Linked DNA regions of Homo sapiens: region 2 is linked to region 1. Evidence: read pairs that join two places in POLR2A ChIA-PET (ENCODE). Cell type or tissue: CD4-positive, alpha-beta T cell. All regions are shown on one strand. Region 1 overlaps DDHD1 (DDHD domain containing 1). Region 2 overlaps DDHD1 (DDHD domain containing 1).

Region 1 (5,000 bases):
GTTGGTCTGAGGACCTGAGGTCATAGGTGGATCTCCTCACGGAGTGAGGGCAAGGACAGGGGGCTGGTCTCCCAAAGGAGTCCCCCTGTCCCGGGTCTTCGGCACCAAATGTCATGCACGTCCATTTGAAGAGAGTCCACCAACAGGCTTTGTGTGAGCAACAAGGCTGTTTATTTCACCTGGGTGCAGGTTGGCTGAGTCTGAAAAAGGAGTCAGCAAATTGTGGTGGGATTATCATTAGTTCTTATAGGTTTGGGATAGGTGGGCCAGGGGTGGATCTCACAAAGTACATTCTCAAGGGCAGGGAGAATATTATAAAGTACCTTGTTAAGAGCAGGGGAATATCACAAAGTGCATTATCACAAGGGCAGGGAGGGTGTATTGTCATAAGGTCAGTTGATCAGTTAGGGTGGGGCAGGAACATATCACAATGGTGGAATGTTATCTTTTGTGGTTCTTCAGTTGCTTCAAGCCATCTGGATGTATACCTGCAGGTCACAGGGGATATGATGGCTCAGCTTGGGCTCAGAGGCCTGACATTATGCAGTTATGGGCTGTAGGTAGAAGTGATAGACTTTTGTATCAGAACTGTTGGCTTCTGGCCCTTTTTTGCTGACATAATACATATGGCCTAACTGAACCAGCTGTTGCACTTAATTTCTTATGCTCCTACAGTGGACTGAAGGTTAATATCTCCCCAAAATTTGTATGTTGAAATACTAAACCTCTAGGTGATGGTATTGGGGAAGTGGGGCCTTTGGGAAGTGATAAGGTCATACGGCAGAGTCCTGTGAATCGCATTAACACCCTGCTCCTTCCCCACTTCCACCATGTGAGGGCACAGTGAGAAGGCACAATGAACCAGAAAGTGGACCCTCACCAGACACCAAATCTGCTGGTGCCTTGATCTTAGACTTGGCAGTCTCCAGAGATGTGAGACATAAGTTTCCATTGTTAAAAGCTACCAACTTTATGGTATTTTATTACAGCAGCCTAGATGGACTAAGACAGATCCTTAGTCTCCATATATTAGTCCATTCTTATGCTGCTATGAAGAAATATCCAAGACTTGGTCATTTATAAAGGAAAGGGGTTTAATTGACTCACAGTTCCACGTGGCTGGGGAGGCCTCAGGAAACTTACAATCATGGTGGAAAGGGAAGCAAACTCGTCCTTCTTCACATGGTAGGAGGAGAGAGAAATATAGAGCGAAGAGGGGAAAGCCCCTTATAAAACCATTAGATCTCGTGAGAACTCACTGTCAGAATAGCATGGGGCAACCACCCGCGTGTTCTGTTCACCTCCCATGAGGTTCCTCCCCCAACACGTGAAGATTACAATTTGAATTACAGTTCAAGATGAGATTTTGGGTGGGGACATGGCCAAACCATGTCATTCCACCTTTCTTATTCTGTCTTGGTTCATACAACTATACAACTCAATGTAAAAACAGACTCTTAAGGATCTATTTTCACATAAAAAGACCTACCTTTTACTAATAACACCAGGAAGTAAATCAGAGCATTGAGTTAGCTTGCCAGTCATTGTGTGTCTGTAGCGATCTTACCTTCAGGTCTTAGTATGTATTTGTTTTTTGATTCTCTGGGCTTCCTTCTCCAGCTGTCATGGCATAAGGTTTTTATTTTAGAAGACTTGGTGGGGAAAATGGTGTTTAGTTCTACCAAATGGCTGAGGATTCTTCACGGTTAGTCTTGATGTAGCTGTGTGTAACTACTGCATGTGGATTTAGAAACTTCAAACAATATTCCACAAATTAAAATAATGCCATAATTTGGCATGAGATTTTGTAGTTTACAAAGTACTTTCACATACATTATTTTATTAATCCCCATTGTAACCCTGCAGTGAGACAATATCTTCATGTTATAGATGATAAGCTGAGGCTCAGAGAGGTTAAGGGGTGAACTGGAATTTTAGGCTAGGCCTCCTGAGTCCTTAACCCAGTTCTTTTTCTACTGTTGTACAGTCTGCAACTTCACTGTTTACACGATTTGAGCAGATAATGAAGCTTAGGTTGCCAATAATACTTAATATCCTGGATTATTTTGTAACCTGTGTAAAATTTCCTCACTCAACTTTATTGCTATGTATTCCTCCTGTTTGATGATTTTCTAAATAAATTTCTCAATTGTCTGGTAACTTTAGTTTCTTAAGTGTTTCTTCTGCTTTTTTAAAAAAACATATGTTCAAGCGTTTACATCTGTGCTTGTTAGCATTATGAATTTTGACTACACAAATCTTTTTCTCCTTTTTCTCTGTTCTTTTTTAAAAAATTTTAGTTTCTCTTTTGATTTCAACCCGTTAGAGCTTAAATTCTCACGTGATTGTTTTATTTATAGCTAGTTAATCCTCCTGACTAGTAACTATTTTGACAGTCTGACATTTGTTTGCCATCTTCTAAACGCTGTGCTTCTCTTTTGTAACGTGAATTGTTTTCTTTCAATACATTTTTTCAAAACTTTAATTTCATTAATTCAACAAATAGTTAATATTTACTAGGTAAAAAAAAAGATGGGAATGACCACTTCTACGTCAAGTAAAAAGCTTTCCAGAGAAATTGATGCTTGATATGAGTCTTAAAGAAAGATGTTACATCAGCCGGGTGGGTGGCTCATGCCTATAATCCCAGCACTTTGGGAGGCCAAGGTGGATGGATTGCTTGAGCCCAGGAGTTCAAGAGCATCCTGGATAACATGATGAAACCCCATCTCTACTAAAAATACAAAAAATTAGCTGGGGATGGTGGCGCATGCCTGTAGTCCCAGCTACTTGGGAGCTGAAGTGGGAGGATTACCTGAGCCCGGGAAGTCGAGGCTGCAGTGACCCGTGATTGCTCCACTGCACTGCACTCTAGCCTGGGAGATGGGAGTGAGACCCTGTCTCAAAAAGAGTAAAATAGGGTATGCAGACACTACATTTAGATGTATTATAATGAAAATGTTTGAATTCATATTCACTTCTATTTCACCCTTTCAATTTTTCTATTTTTGTGTATCATAATGAATCAAACATTTTAGAACAATAATATATATACATAATTTGTAAATATGTATACATAAAAATACTGAAAATATTTTTACCTTGGGTAAATGATCAGATTTAGAGAATTAACTGTTTTTAACTAGTTGGGAACCAGTGATCACTTATGCAAGGACTGTGTTTTGTGATATATAACTTGAAGAACTTAAAGTACATATTTCTGGACCCTATCTTCAGAGACTGGTTTATTAAGTTTGGGAAGGAATCTTAAAAAATCCATCTTTGCTGGGCGCGGTGGCTCACGCCTGTAATCCCAGCACTTTGGGAGGCCAAGGCAGGCAGATCACGAGGTCAGGAGTTCGAGACCAGCCTGGTCAACATGGTGAAACCCTGTCTCTACTAAAGATACAAAAAATTAGCCGGGCATGGTAGTGGGTACCTGTAATCCCAGCTACTCGGGAGACTGAGGCAGGAGAATCATATGAACCCAGGAGGCGGAGGTTGCAATGAGCCAAGATCACACCATGGCCCTCCAGCCTGGGTGACAGGGCGAGATTCCATCTCAAAAAAAAAAAAAAAAATCCATCTTTTAATTTAATTCCTCAGGTGATTCTGACTATAGGCCAGGTTTAGAAACCACAGGTTTAAATCATGGAAAATATGTAGAGTAGAAAGAGAAAATAGAAAAGTTTGAATGACACTGTGCTGATATTAAAAGTTTCAACTATGTTAATACATATTCTTTTGATTTTAATAATCTGATAGAATGGCTATAATCAGTGTGGAATTGATTGTATCTACTAAGCTAAAATCAACACTGAAAATTCAGACAACTGTTTTACGGTTGTATACTCCATTTTATTTAGCAAGGTTTTTCTTCCATATCTATGCAGGTTATATCAAATATTTTTTTTCTTAGCTAAGTACCTAGAGAGAAATTTTTCCCTAAGCATATAAAATTCTGCATTGCCTAGATCCACCAAAATATTAAACTTGGAAGAGTTGATATAAAATGGCCTGTGATTTAAAGTCTCTTCTCCAAATTGAGATGCAAAGAATTGAGAATATATAAAAGCTACCTCCATGAATTAAAATTTGCAAAAAGGCTAAGAGTCTTATGTTGGAGTCCTTGCCCTGATACCTCAGATTGTGACAGTATTTGAAGATAAGACCTATAAAAGAGGTGATAAAGTTAAATTGAGACATTTAGGGTAGGTCCTAAACTTCCCTAATCCAGTCTGACTGGTGTCTTCACAAGAGGAGGGAATTTGGGCACACAGAGACACGAGAGACACACCCACACACCCACACACGCAGAGGAAAGGCCATAAGAAGACACAGCAAGAAGATGACCATCTGCAAGCCAAGGAGAGAGGCCTTAGATCAAACCAGACCTGCTGACACCTTAATCTTGGACTTATAGCATCTAGAACTATGAGATAATAAATTACTGTTGTTTAAGCCGCTCAATCTTTAGTATTTTGTACAGCAGCCCTAGCTAACTAATACAGAGACAATAAATCTTTTCATTAATTTTACAGCTACACTGCTGAAGCACTAAGACATATATGCAGGTTTTAAAACCCTTACAGCCTTGTTTCTTGAATCAAAATTAGTAAATGGTATTTAGGGTATACTTACATTGTCCGGAATTCTTTACCTCTATCAAAGTGGTTTGTAAATACTATTGACATTATCCCTTGTTGAAGCATTATTTAGTATTCTTAGCATGACTGTTATTTTCAAATGCGATCCCAGTTATATTTTGAGGTATAGGTATTTTTTATGTAAGATAAAATTCTATATAATTGCTAACTACTATCCAACTTAGCAGCCAAGCTAAATAATTATTAGGATAATGATTAATTACTTTTGTCCTGCATTATTCTTTTAGATTACAGTTTCTAGCTAGTGAATGAACAAGTATTCAGGTATTCTAATGCAAGGTAGCATTTTGATGCTAGATCCTAAGTTACTACCTTTCATTCCATTTACCAATT
Region 2 (5,000 bases), 66 kb after region 1:
CCTTAATGTATTTGAGTTTAGAATAAGTGTATAGTAGTCAGTGACAAGTCTAATATGATAATGTTTTCTTATTTCAAACAGCTAGTTAAAGGCCTTCAGCAAGAGCTGAATCGATTGTATTCCCTTTTCTGTTCTCGGAATCCAGACTTTGAAGAAAAAGGGGGTAAAGTCTCAATAGTATCACATTCCTTGGGATGTGTAATTACTTATGACATAATGACTGGCTGGAATCCAGTTCGGCTGTATGAACAGTTGCTGCAAAAGGAAGAAGAGTTGCCTGATGAACGATGGATGAGCTATGAAGAACGACATCTTCTTGATGAACTCTATATAACTAAACGACGGTAAAATATCCTCATCTTTTGAAAAATTTTTAAATGTCTTTATGGAATTACTGGACCTCTTACGAGAAAACTAAGAATTTCATGATAAAGAAATAATGCATTGTTCAAGATACAAAGATTACTATATAGCATGCCTAATCAAGCTGGAGACTGTTGATTTTCATGCTAATTACATGCATTTTCCTGTAGCATAAAATAAATTCTTTTGTTATTCTCCTTGTTTTCCTTTCATCGTTTCTTCACAGTTTGTTAGGAGTGAAATTTAAAACTTATTCCAAGCTTAGTCACTGCATAGAATCCTTATTGAAAATGTTTACCAGTTTATAATCCTTTGTAGTTTTACTGACCTTTTGAGGTGGGTTTCTACCTTTCTTATTATTCTGAAAATAATTTTTAAGTGCTTTTTTTAAGCAAATATATTTTTTTACATGTTATATGTATAAACATAATTATATGTGTTATATAATTATAAGATTTTATTATTTAATCATTTGTGGCCCTCCTGATACTATCTTTTAATTCTTTGCTGCATTCCTATCTTCATCTCTAGTTACATGCCTTATCTTCTTTGTTCTCTTTATATGATTAATTCTAATATAAAAATGAAAAATCACTCATTTTGATAATTTACTAGCATATTAAAACAAATGTGCTAATTGACTAAAATTTTTACTAGTTTTGTTTTTGTCTTACAGATGTTAACTAAGGATTTCATTTAGAATCTTATTAAGTACCATAGGCTAGACACACAAATATTATAGTGTCAAAATAATTGACAGGTTTGAAATAAAATGTCATGTTTGGCAATACTCGGAGCAGCATTTTAGATGTATAAATCCAGTAAAACTTTAAAAAAAGAAAAAAAAAGCATGGAAAATAACAAATTTTTTTTTTTTTTTTTTTTTTTGGAGACGGAGTCTTGCTCTGTTGCCCAGGCTGGAGTGCAGTGGCACGGTCTCAGCTCACTACAACCTCTTGTCTTCCAGGTTCAAGTGATTCTCCTGCCCCTGTCTCCCCAGTAGCTGGGATTACAGGCAACTGCTACCACGCCCGGCTCATTTTTGTATTTTTAGTAGAGATGAGATTTCACCATGTTGGCCAGGCTGGTCTTGAACTCCTGACCTTAAGTGATCCACCCACCTGAGCCTCCCAAAGTGCTGGGATTCCAGACATAAGCTACTGCGCCTGGCCAACTATAGCTTTTAAAAAATAATAATGATAATAATAACTTAATTCCATAGTTTACTAAATGTAAGTAGCTATGAAACATTGTAATTGAAAATGATGTTCATCAACAGAAGGGTTAGACTATATGGTTCACCTGTATTTTGGACAGTCATAGTTGTTACAAAAAAAAAATTGAAGTAGGTCAGGAGGCAATGAAATGAAAAGATCTCTAAACTCTTAAGTATAGAAAAGAGAGAACAGTATATATGGTATTAACCATTTGGTATAATTTTTTAAAAGATGTATATGTGCTTGTATATGACTCACATTTTACTACAAAAAAGCTGTTAACAGCAGGTATCATGACAACTAGCGGTACTTTACTAATTATTTCATAAATTTTTATATACTTTCTGTACTGTGGCAGAGACATTTATTAAATACTGTCAACCAGGATTAATGTGAGGGATAGTGGGCCATCATCTGCGTCTTTATACTTTAGTAAGCTAGCAAGCATCTAATATTTATGAAATTATAAATACGTGTGTGTATATAATCTCATACCCCTTCTTAGGCTGAAGGAAATAGAAGAACGGCTTCACGGATTGAAAGCATCATCTATGACACAAACACCTGCCTTAAAATTTAAGGTAAGGAAAGAGCAATGTGTTCTTCAACATTGATCTCAGTATTTTTTTTAACGTCATGTGAAATATGCCTTTAGGATTCAAATGAAAGTTTATTGTTCTTTCAAAATAAATATTTATTCAACATATACTATATGTTGGACACTGCCATTTCTGGTTGTACAAAGAAAAGAATAGACAAGTCAGTTCCCCAGTCCTCAGGTTATATGGCACAGTATTATTGATGCTATTATCAGTATACAGAACAATATATGTACAGGAGAGGGAGGTTCTAATTTTGCCTGCAAAAGTTTACAAAGGAGTGATATTTGTACTTGGTCTCAGTAAATTAGATATTGCCAAGTGAAAGAAAGGAGAGATGCTATTCTGTTTAAGAGGAATGGCATAAACAAAGGCATAGAGGGCTGTAACTTCATATACCTCAAGAAACATCAGCTAATCTAGAATAGTGGTAAAGAAAAATAGAGACAGATGAGAAATATTTACTATTTAGAATTAAGAAATCTTAATGACCACCTAGTTGGTCAGTGGTGAGAAAAAAATCAGAGGAAGTATATGAGTAATGATTCCAGGGATGGAAAGCTGACATTTCAATGGATGAACAATATATGACAAAAGCACAAGACAGAGGTGCACAGGTTAGCTTGGAGCTGTGTGAGCAAACTTAGTTTAGCTATAATATACAGAAGTCAGGACAAGGAGGCAGTGAGAGAGCAGGAATAGCTAGAAATAAGGAACTTACATTGATATAGGCATTGGGAAGCTTTGCAGGGTTTTTAAGTATTAGAATGACCTGTTGAAAGCAGTGATTTAGGAAAATGTGGCAGAGGTGTCAGCATTGACTAGACTATTGGAAAGGACATACCCTATAGCTGAATAACAAATAACTTGCTTGCAGTGTTAAATGGGAAATGTCATAAGTTTCCTAATACTCATTTCCTGTTGAGTATTTGCTCATGTCTAGTATACTGTATTACCTCTTCTTGAAATGTGTTTCTTTTCTCACAAGAACTTAACACACAGGTTAAGATGTGGAATGATGCAGAAATTTCTTTAAAACGTTAAGAGTTTTTAAATTGAATCTATCTCCATTACTTACAAAGTGTTTTTTTAAAAAAAATATATACCATACATTGTAAAACAATATGGTAAGTTATAACATATTTTTAAAAGCCGTAAGAGTATGGTCTTTGGAGTGATCCCATTGTAGAATTTGCATTTCATCTCTACTATCATTACTTTTTTTTTTTTTTTTTTTTTTTTTTGAGACAGAGTCTTGCTCTGTCACCCAGGCTGGAGTGCAGTGGCGTGATCTTGGCCCACTGCAACCTCCGCCCCTCCGATTCAAGTGATTCTCCTGCCTCAGCCTCCCGAGTAGCTGGGATTACAGGTGCCCGCCACCACGCCCAGCTAATTTTTGTATTTTTAGTAGAGACGGGGTTTCACCATGTTGGCCAGGCTGGTCTCGAACTCCTGACCTCGTGATCCGCCCGCCACGGCCTCCCAAAGTGCTGGGATTACAGGCGTGGGCCACCGCACCCAGCCTATCAGACTATTTTTATTCTCAAAAATAAACCAGGTTATGGCTGGGCACGGTGGCTCACACCTGTAATCCCAGCACTTTGGGAGGCTAAGGTGGGCGGATCACGAGGTCAGGAGATCGAGACTATCCTGACTAACACAGTAAAAGCCCATCTCTACTAAAAATACAAAAAAATTAGCTGGGCGTGGTGGCGGGCGCCTGTAGTTCCAGCTACTCAGGAGGCTGAGGCAGGAGAATAGCGTGAACCCAGGAGGCGGAGCTTGCAGTGAGCTGAGATCGCACTACTGCACTCCAGCCTGGGTGACAGAGCGAGACTCGGTCTCAAAAAATAAATAAATAAATGAAATAAAATAAACCAAGTTATTTCCCACCTTGGCTTTAGTTCATTTGGTTCTATCAGCCTGGAATGTTATTCTTTCCAGCACCAATATCCAACCCCAGCTGTAGAAACCTTTCTCGTCTTTTACTGGCCAATGCATATGCTACCTCCTCTGTAAAGCCTTCAAAGTTGGAATTATTTTTTTCACTCTCTTAAAGCATTATTTCCCTCTGTTATGCACGTATTTTATTCTGCTTTCCCCACAGGACTGTAAATTTTGAGTGCAGAAGCTGTGTCTTACTGGTCTTTATATCTATCACAGCACCGAGTGTATTACTTCACACAAAGTAGTACCTCAATAAATATTTGATTTGTGTATACAAATATATAAGAAAATGATCCTTATCTTCCTTTTATTCAACTTGTATTAGATTTAAAGATAATGAAGTATCTCATGGAAATAGATTATTCTAGAATGGTTAATGGTTGGCAGAGCCCATCTGGATAACTCTTATTAAAAACGAATATACTCAAAGATATTTTATTATTTGTATTTTGCCATATATTACGTTATGCCCAAATTTTGTTGAAAGATAACACTTCACCATTTTTAAACTTTAAGATGACTTTATCATTTTAGGTTGAGAATTTCTTCTGTATGGGATCCCCATTAGCAGTTTTCTTGGCGTTGCGTGGCATCCGCCCAGGAAATACTGGAAGTCAAGACCATATTTTGCCTAGAGAGATTTGTAACCGGTTACTAAATATTTTTCATCCTACAGATCCAGTGGTGAGTTGCAATATAGACTCTTTTTTTTCTCAATGTCAAATTGTTCCTAAAAAGAATCTATCAGCTGGGCACAGTGGCTCACGCTTGTAATCCCAGCACTTTGGGAGGCTGAGGCGGGCGCATCATCTGAGGTCAGGAGTTCAAGACCAGCCTGACCAATGTGGTGAAACCTCATCTCTACTAAAAATAC

Evidence for each region. ChIA-PET counts read pairs that join two places held together with the same protein. Peaks named below come from ENCODE experiments on the same cell type or tissue, not always from the same donor. Only the 100,000 strongest peaks of a DNase experiment are listed, where the experiment ranks them.
Region 2: POLR2A ChIA-PET joins it to region 1 with 5 read pairs; 3 of 35 experiments call an interaction of 5 or more read pairs at or near these places.

What each region holds. Positions count from the first base shown.
Region 1 is chr14:53,124,284-53,129,283 of GRCh38, reverse strand. The region is part of intron 1 of DDHD1 (DDHD domain containing 1); the gene reads left to right. Among named protein-coding and RNA genes, the nearest start is that of DDHD1, 27 kb to the left of the region's middle. In CD4-positive, alpha-beta T cell, no CTCF peak of the experiment used is centred here; no DNase peak of the experiment used is centred here; H3K4me3 peaks cover 633 bases; H3K27ac peaks cover 351 bases.
Region 2 is chr14:53,058,287-53,063,286 of GRCh38, reverse strand. It overlaps DDHD1 (DDHD domain containing 1), which reads left to right. Exons shown (of 13, transcript NM_001160148.2): 7 at 82-344; 8 at 2,086-2,161; 9 at 4,661-4,810. Among named protein-coding and RNA genes, the nearest start is that of DDHD1, 93 kb to the left of the region's middle. In CD4-positive, alpha-beta T cell, no CTCF peak of the experiment used is centred here; no DNase peak of the experiment used is centred here.